Linked DNA regions of Homo sapiens: region 1 is linked to region 2. Evidence: chromatin contacts called from ENCODE Hi-C data. All regions are on one chromosome and are shown on one strand. The core of a region is the stretch at or near the end of the contact, and the rest is flanking DNA. Distances in the headings are between cores, read along the strand shown. Region 1 holds the start of SUZ12 (SUZ12 polycomb repressive complex 2 subunit). Region 2 overlaps NF1 (neurofibromin 1).

Evidence for each region. Hi-C counts contacts between places; a loop is a spot of excess contacts on that map. Pooled maps may share reads with other maps.
Region 1: a pooled map shows a loop between it and region 2 (2.8-fold over the local background). The contact joins the promoter of SUZ12 here to the enhancer-like site in region 2. A Hi-C loop is called at or near these places in 4 of 50 pooled maps.

The regions. Positions count from the first base shown.
Region 1 is chr17:31,934,802-31,939,419 of GRCh38, forward strand. SUZ12 (SUZ12 polycomb repressive complex 2 subunit) reads left to right here and starts at 2,206. Exons shown (of 16, transcript NM_015355.4): 1 at 2,206-2,719. The coding sequence starts at 2,446. RefSeq lists a silencer at 2,097-2,556 and an enhancer at 2,297-2,882.
Region 2 is chr17:31,308,071-31,312,407 of GRCh38, forward strand. All of the region lies in intron 36 of NF1 (neurofibromin 1), which reads left to right. The region is part of intron 1 of EVI2B (ecotropic viral integration site 2B); the gene reads right to left. Among named protein-coding and RNA genes, the nearest start is that of EVI2B, 3.8 kb to the right of the region's middle. RefSeq lists an enhancer at 3,132-3,211. Within about 2 kb of position 1,666, at least 7 of the 41 ENCODE cell types and tissues checked have a DNase peak (open chromatin) inside an H3K27ac peak, as active enhancers do.

The sequences.
Region 1 (4,618 bases), core at 956-3,455, 630 kb after region 2:
ATTTTCGGAGGCCAAGGCTGGTCGACCACAAGGTCTGGAGATCCTGACCATCCAGGCTAACAAGGTGAAACCCCATCTCTACTAAAAATACAAAAAATTAGCCAGGCATAGTGGCATGCACCTGTAATCCCAGCTACTTGGGAGGCTAAGGCAGGAGAATCACTTGAACCCGGGAGGCTGAGGTTGCGGTGAGCCGAGATTGTGCCACTGCACTCTAGCCTGAGCCACAGAGTGAGGCTCCATCTCAAAACAACAACAACAACAATAACAACAAACAAAACTCTTTATTTTTCTGGCATGATAGTGAAGCATGAGGGCTCCAGAGACACTGCCTGGGTTAAAAATCCCGGTTTGTGCAAGCTTCTTAACAAGTCTTGCTGTTATTTCCTCATCTATGAAATGGAGATATTAATAAATGTCTACCTCAGAGGATTGGTGTGAGAATTGAATGTTAAGCTTGTAAAAACTTAAAGTATTGCCTGGCACATAGTAAGCACTCAGTCATTATTATCCTAATTTATATTTGTGCGCTGGTGTCCAACTTTATTCATCAAGACTCATTGGATGAATCCTGATTCTATGCCAGGCACAGTGATAGACACCTCAGCTACCAAAGCATCCATCATCCGTGCCCCAAGAGCTTAACAGTAAAGTAGAAAGAAAAAGACTTGCTGCTATAACACAAAGGTTCTTAACTTGAACAGGCTTCAGGAAGTCTGAGAACTTGAATGACAAAAAATATATATATTTATTTACACTAACCTCTAGCTAGAATTTAGCATCTCCTTCAACTACTAATAGGTGACAAATCATAGTAGTGTTAGCAGTGCCTGTGGCTTTGTTACCAAGAGAACTTACTGGTATTTCTCTCGGGAGGCCAAGGTTGCAGTGAGCCAAGATCGCGCCCTTGCACTCCAGCCTGGGTGACAGAGCGAGAATCCGTCTCAAAAAAAAAAAAGACTACAGAGGATAGTGTAACAAACAAGAGGGGATTCTGAACTTTTTGTCTGAATATAAAATATAGCTTGTCCTTAACAACAGGCATTCCTTATTTCAGGTAAGAAGGTATACCTAATTTCAGATGTGTTCCTGAAATGCCAAATACTATATACGTCATTTGCAGAGATCACTTTCTTAAGTAGCAAAGGCTTTGATAAAACCTGTACTTTAGGTATTTAATCATTACAAAGATAACTAGTTTTGTAAACAACTTGAATAACCATTCCAGAGACACTTGTTTTGTAAACAGTGTTTTGCAGTTAACTATAGAGAACCCAAGTAGACATTTAAAAAATGCTGTTTAGAGTATGAAATGGTTCTATGTTTATAGGTTGGGATTTTTGAAATTTTAACGTAATATAAAAATTGGAAGAACATCCTTAGAGATCATCTTGTCCAACCTGAAATTCAAATCATTAGCTCAACTCCAAACCAATCTGTGCCAGAAGACTGAAATGGGCCTATGTGTCTATCGTTCAAAGCAAGACCTGGCCAGGCGCGGTGGCTCACGCCTGTAATCCCAGCACTTTGGGAAGCCGAGGCAGGTGGATCACGAGGTCAGGAGATCGAGACCAGCCTGGCCAAAATGGTGAAACCCTGTCTCTACTAAAAACACAAAAAATTAGCCAGGCGTGGTGGCGAGCGCCTGTAATCCCAGCTACTCTGGAGGCTGAGGCAGGAGAATCGCTTCAACCCGGGAGGCGCAGGTTGTAGGGAGACGAAGTCGCGCCACTGGCACTCCAGCCTGGGCGACAGAGGGAGGCTCCGTCTCAAAAAAAAAAAAAAGCAAGACTCGCAAAACACCGGATTCCTTCTCAGCTTTCTGAGCTGAAAAGGTATAGATCCTAAAGAAGAGAAGAGTGTATGTAAGTACTTCTCAACCAGTTTACCTCTCTGACCACTCTTACGGTGTTTGGGGGCAACAAACTAAGGATCTAGACTCGCTAAACCGCTCGCTGGGTCCTTCTCTCCCCACAATGCACCGGGGCCAGCAGGAAGGCCGCTCCGACCCCTAATTTTCCCGCGAATTCAGTTCAAAGAGGCGGCCGGGCCCGCGATCGGCAGCGCGCACGGGCCAACCAAGCCGCGCCTCCGCGAGAAGCGCCTCCGCGTGACTGACGGGGGAATCCGCGGGCCAACGGGCTGGGCGGCCCGGCGGTGCGCGCTCCCGCCGGCCAATCAGAGCGCCGGGCGGGGGAAGTGGGCGGAGCGAGGCCAGGGTAGGGTGAGCGGCCTCCGAAGCGGAGCGGGGCTCTGAGGAGACACTTTTTTTTTCCTCCCTCCTTCCCTCCTCTCCTCCTCCCTTCCCTTCCCCTCTCCTCCCCTCTCTCCTCCTTCCCCCCTCGGTCCGCCGGAGCCTGCTGGGGCGAGCGGTTGGTATTGCAGGCGCTTGCTCTCCGGGGCCGCCCGGCGGGTAGCTGGCGGGGGGAGGAGGCAGGAACCGCGATGGCGCCTCAGAAGCACGGCGGTGGGGGAGGGGGCGGCTCGGGGCCCAGCGCGGGGTCCGGGGGAGGCGGCTTCGGGGGTTCGGCGGCGGTGGCGGCGGCGACGGCTTCGGGCGGCAAATCCGGCGGCGGGAGCTGTGGAGGGGGTGGCAGTTACTCGGCCTCCTCCTCCTCCTCCGCGGCGGCAGCGGCGGGGGCTGCGGTGTTACCGGTGAAGAAGCCGAAAATGGAGCACGTCCAGGCTGACCACGAGCTTTTCCTCCAGGCCTTTGAGAGTGAGTGTGTGCGAGGCTTTGAGGGCAGGAAGACCCACTCTGCCAACACCGGGGATGGGACACTCTGCTGGGCCCCCTTCCTCCTCGGGAGTCCACTTGTGTGGTAGTGGAGGGAGGAATTGAGGGGATGTCCCCCTTTCGGAGATTACGTCTCCAGGGGATCCGGAGTCCAGGGCCTTGGGAGAGCTGGAAAAGAGGGTCCGGGCGGGTTCTTGACTCCCCCAAGATTGACGCAAGAGGCTCGGGACTGGGGCCCCACGTTCAGAGCAGGCGGCTTTTAGATGAGGAGGTAGCAGTTGAACTGAGCCGCAGTCACATCCCGAGACTGGTTCTTGTTTTCTTTCATGCCTTTCGGACTCTAGAAATACAGGGGTTTCGGTTGTAGCTTTTGAGGGGCAAAATGAAGCCTGTGAAGGGATGAGTGCAGTGGAACCGAAGAAAGTGTCCTTAGTCTGAAATGCCTTCGCGCTAACTTGGTGCTGCAGGTTCCTATGGCACCTTTGGATGCTTAAAACCCTTCAAATCTATCCACCCATTTTGTGGATATGTAAACTGAGCCAGAGAGTGGTCAAGCATCTTCTCTGGAGACGACCCCGGAATTCTGCTTTTTCTACCTGGCTTACAGAACATTTTCTTGCGTCAATTTCTGTTTCTAAGTTCTGTCTGGAAGGTGAAACTGACTTATTTGGAAAGGAGAGCAAGGTGTCTGGAAACAAACAATAGAATTTATTAAAAACATCGTGACTATGAATAATCCTGATTGTTCTTTAAGGAATGTTATATCCTGATTGGTTCCCTTTTTTGCTTTTGTGTGTTATAATTTGGGTGATCTTTAATAGCTAAATAATCTTACAGAAACTTGAATAAACTTGGCTCTACCGCCCAGTGTCCTTATTTACAGTTTCACTGTGGCATATGTTAAGGGCATGGTATCAGCTGTGCTTAGAAAGACGTATTACGTTGTTTAATACCCTTCCTTCATTCTCTCTCATTAGTGCTTCATGAAATTCTAATTGGAACTTAATAGAAGGAATTTCAGTTTTTATGGAAACGAATATTGAACCTGCTTCAGAGAGATTCACATTATTCACGTATTTCTTAGTATACTTTGAAATATCTAGAGAGGCTTTAATTGGAAATAGGATGTAGAACTGAAGGGCAGTGGTGACAATAATGATACTTGTTTGTACCCCTTCTAAAGTATCTCATCTCCCTTTAGTTAATTTAAAATAAAACCAATTGAAGATTTAGGTGGAAATTTTAAAAGTTCTTTCTGAATGTTAAGACACATCCTCCAAGAAAGTTTTAACTATTTGCGTTCTGATGAGTCGACCTCAGGGAAGTCAAGTGTCATTAAGAGCTAGATCTGGTCATAAAACAACTCGAAGTTGTTTACTGGAAAGTTTAAATACTTGAATGTAATTATTCACATAGTTATTTCTATTTGGTTTATTCTGATACTGCTGTATAATGACCTAACGTGACACTAATAGGTCATTAATGTAACTGATATAATAGTATATGTATTTTTCATCGACTTAAGTCCTGTATAACAAATTACATTTTAACTAATTTGAAATTTAATTCAACTCATTTTAAGCGTTAGAAAGACTGTTTTGTGAACCTGTCAATTGTGTAAAAAATGTATTGAGGTAATATTTATATTGAACAAAATAGATACAACTTTAAATTATAATTAGGAATATTTATTGAGAATTTTTGCTGCAGTTTGTGTCCGAGATTCATTTCAATATTGACTGACTTTTGAGTGCAGTGGATCCCACCTGTAATCCTAGCTACTCTGGAGGCTGAGGCAGGAGGATCTGTTGAGCCCACGAGTTTGAGACCAGCCTGGGCAACATATCAAGACCCCTTTTCAAAAAAAGAAAAAAAAAATCT
Region 2 (4,337 bases), core at 416-2,915:
TAAAAGTGTGCATGATCAGGTTACTACTGCCTTGCTTGAGGGTTTAATTTCTGTTAAGATAAAACTTCCTTTTTCTTTTTTTTTTTGGAGACAGAGTCGTTCTGTCACCCAGGCTGGAGTGCAGTGGCATGATCTTGTCTCGCTGCAACCTCTACATCCTGGGTTCAAGCGATTCTTGTGCCTCATCCTCCCGAGTAGCTGGGACTACAGTAGGCATACACTACCACACCTGGCTAATTTTTGTATTTTTAGTAGAGACAGGGTTTCACCATGTTGTCCAGACCGGTCTCGAACTCCTGACCTCAAGTGATCTGTCCGCCTCAGCCTCCCAAAATGCTGGGATTACAGGCATGAGCCACCACGCCTGGCCTGTTAAGATAAAACTTCTAAATTGAGTTTTCTTCCTTCTGGCTTGAGTTAACCAGTCCAGATTCACGTATCATGACTGAAACTTCTTATCCAGCCAAATGCATCCCTTTCCCACCTTGCATACTTTCTAAACACACGATTTTTCCCTGCTAAACAGACACTTCTATGCTGTTTTTTACCCTTCTCAAGGGTGTTCTTTTTTTTTTATTTTTCTTCCAGACCTAGCCTCTTCCCCTTTCTGGCTGCATATCTGAATCTGTCCTCATCTTTCAGACCTCAGTTTAAATTCCCCTTCTTAACCCAAGTTCTCTGTGACTGACTACAGCCCAAACAGATCAGTCATTTACTGAATTCCCCCTAGCTCTCATTTATTGTTTTTATGGTTCCTTACATAATTCATGTATGTATCTCACTCACACTTCTATTCTCTTAAGTAATTGTGTTTACTTTTCACATTTTCCTATACCTACTTCCTTGAACAAGATTATAAAGAACCTTGAAGAAGGCAGAAAGGAGAAAGAAAAATACTTATCTAGAGCATATTATGTGTTGTACTATCCCAGTTTTGCATACTTTATTTCACAGAACCTTCAAATGACTTTATAAGGAAGGTAAAGGGATCCCTTATTTACAGATAAAGAGACAGTGTCAAATGAGTTAAGCAGTTTGCCTGATGTTATACCACTCGAAGTGACAGATTGGGAGTTTGTACCCAGGGCCACCTGATTCCAAAGCATACATTCTTTCTGCTACCCTTTATTGCCTCATGTTTTTATATTTTGATTTCTTTGTAGTTAATGCCTTATATATTAGGAGCACAGTAAACATTTAACCTGTATTGGGCTTCTTGATTCCTTTCCATTTTAGTTTTTGCTTTTTACTAGTACTTCTACCAGAAAATAAGCAGAGGCAGTGAAATCTGAGTTAATAAATTCTGCTTTTTATCCATTTTGCAAAAGATTTAAAAGGGAAAATTTGAACACTTTTGGCATAGATATAGGGATTTGAATAATCTCTGGATGGTCATCATCCATGCAGTTCCTACCCATTATTCTTATAGATTACAAAAAAAGGCGGGGGGACTTCTTTAGAAAATGTTATTCTCTTCAGAACTTCATTTTAAAAATCTGTTTTAATGCTATGCAAAGCATCAGAAAATATAAGCCATGAATTGTCTTTAGCCAAAAATGTTTCCTCTTTTGTGACTTTGCTTAAAATAAGGAAACCATACGGTTCCTCTTTTCAGTTAGCTGAAAAAGGCATTAGAGAAGGACAGGGCCCAAACAGGAACATAATTTTAAACCCAGGTTAGTTTGTAAGATCAATTTTGATAGGCTCCTATCCTCTACTGTCAGTAGTAAGCTGGTGGAACCCTCCATGTATGAGATTTTCACTTGTCAGTTAACGGTTATGGCAATATTAAAACCAAATTCCATTTTTTGCCTATCCTAACACTTTCTACCACTCTTCAGTTAGCTTTTTATCCTCCTAGGATCTGCCACATCAGAGTACTAGAAACTGTATTAGAATTCTATGATGGCAATTCAGTGTAGTCCAGAGAAGGAGAAGAAAGATTTAAAAGAGGAATAAATAGGGAATATGGTAGTGGAAAAAACTGACTTTTTTCCCAGCGGTAATGAGGCCAGCGTTACTACCAGTGTGGAAGGTTATTTAGCATACACATTTTAAAATATGTAAGTGGTGTGTACCTGAAGTACCAACATTGTTTCTGTAGGTAAAGAACAATATTGGGCAGGGGAATAAAAAGGAGATTTAGAATAATATAAAAGGCAATGCAAAGAAATACAAAATAACACAAAAGAGAAAAAACAAAAACTCTAGGAAGCAGCGAACAGAAAAGAGGAAGGTCAATTGACTAGAGAAGATACAGAAAAGAAGAAAAGTTAATAAACAGGTGAAAAAAAAAGCAGTGGTTATATAATTAGCAAGAAGGCAGTGTAGATGATTGAAGTAGGCAAAATGAAGTTGGGGGTGGGGGGAGATGATTGAAGTAGATGAAAGAAGCAACGGCAAAATGCTGCTCTGTTGTGGCTGGCCTGTGTTTGTGAGTGCAGGGAGACAGTAAAGAGGAGCTTGCTTTCTAAAATGGAGGACCAGAAGGAACCATCCTTTCAAATTCATTTACCTTTCATTTCAGGCTCTCCTGTCTGCTGTGAGTATCCTTACCATCCTCTCCCTTTTTTTTTCCCTGACACTATCCAGAAGCATACCTAGCAATTATTCCAAAGAACCCATGTACCCGTGTACGTTTTATATAGAGTTTTCCAGAAATCCCTTAGTCTGCTGCTCAAGCAAATTTGTCAGCCCTCATATGCCGGTTTTTACTCATTATTATAGGCTGGCACTTTGAGGTTTAAATCTGTGATTTTGGTTCTTTTTCTTTGCTGAATATTTAGAATATTTTAAAAAGAAAAACATAAATTTAAACATTTTAAAGACAGTTACAGTGAAGCAGGAGTCCCCGTGTATAAGACATGTTCTTTTTTTTTTTTTTTTTCCGTTTGGAGACAGGGTCTCACTCTGTCACCCGGGTTGCAGTGCAGTGGTGCAATCTCAGCTCACTGCAGCCTCTGCCTCCTGGGCTCAAGCGATCCTCCTCACACCTCAGCTTCCCTAAAGAAGTTAGAAACTGCAGGTGCACTACACCACGCCCAACTAATTTTTGTATTTTTTGTAGACATGGGGTTTCACCATGTCACCCAGACTTGCCTTGAACTCCTGGACTCAAGTGACCCACCCACCTTGGCCTCCCAAAGTGCTGGAATTATAGGCATGAGCCACCGAGCCCGGCCATAGACATGTTCTTATAAATATAATGCATAAGTACTTAAAGGGTCCAGCATTTAAAATTGATGCTGTTAAGTTGGATATGTTAGGAAGTATGCCATTATCTTTTAAAGAGAATCAAGATTTGGAGAGCATATCCTAGACAAAAGACAAGTATAGATAGCTGTATCAATTACTTTGATATAATAAAAGTTGTGATGCAAATATAATAGATTAAAATTTAGCAGTAGTATTATCTCTAACTAGTGAAGTTTTGAAACCGTAAAAGAAAAAACCAGCCATTCTGCATCTTGAGGAAAAGTGGAAAGAGAAATTGACCTTCAACTACAATAGGAAGTATTTGATGACCATCTTGTATCATGATAGTGACCATTTACTGAGCACCCACCAAAGGCTAAGCAGTATCCTATTTTAATTAGCTAGGTGGTGGTTTTTTCATCCTACAGATAAGGAAACTGAGACACCACGATGTTGGGTAACTTGGCAGTATCACAGCTCTAAGTAGTGGCACTAATACAAAAATCATGCTAATCTTGTGCCAGAACCGTTTCTTTCTATCACATTTCACTGTATGTGCTATACTGCCTTTCATAGAAAAGTTATGAAATAGAAATGCTTTATGAAGGAAGGAGATGTGAGTTGGTGGGAATTACACGTAAATAACACTTGTAGGTAGTCTTAGATAAAGGGTAGGAAAGAAATACCTGAAAACCCATTTTAGTCCTGATTCTACGAAAACTATTATAAGAATTTGGAATGGTTTCTATAAAGTGTCATATTTAGTAAGTTTACTGAAAATTTTGTGGTGATTTTTTTTTTAAAGCTTGGACATTGAAAGGCATCAGATTTATGTTTCTCAATTCAAACTTAATCAGAATTAAAGTTTCCTTCTAAGTAGAATTATGTGGGAATTAGCTGGAAAACACAGGCACTACTAGTAAACTTTAGATTTGGGACTAACCCTTTAAAAACATGTATGGGACCAGGCGCAGTGGTTCCTGCCTGTAATCCCAGCACTTTGGGAGGCCGAGGTGGGCCAATCACTTGAGGTCAGGAGTTGAAGACCAGCCTGACCAACATGGTGAAACCCCGTTTCTACTAAAAATACAAAAAATTAGCCAGGCGTGGTGGTGGGTGCCTGTAATCCCAGCTACTCAGGA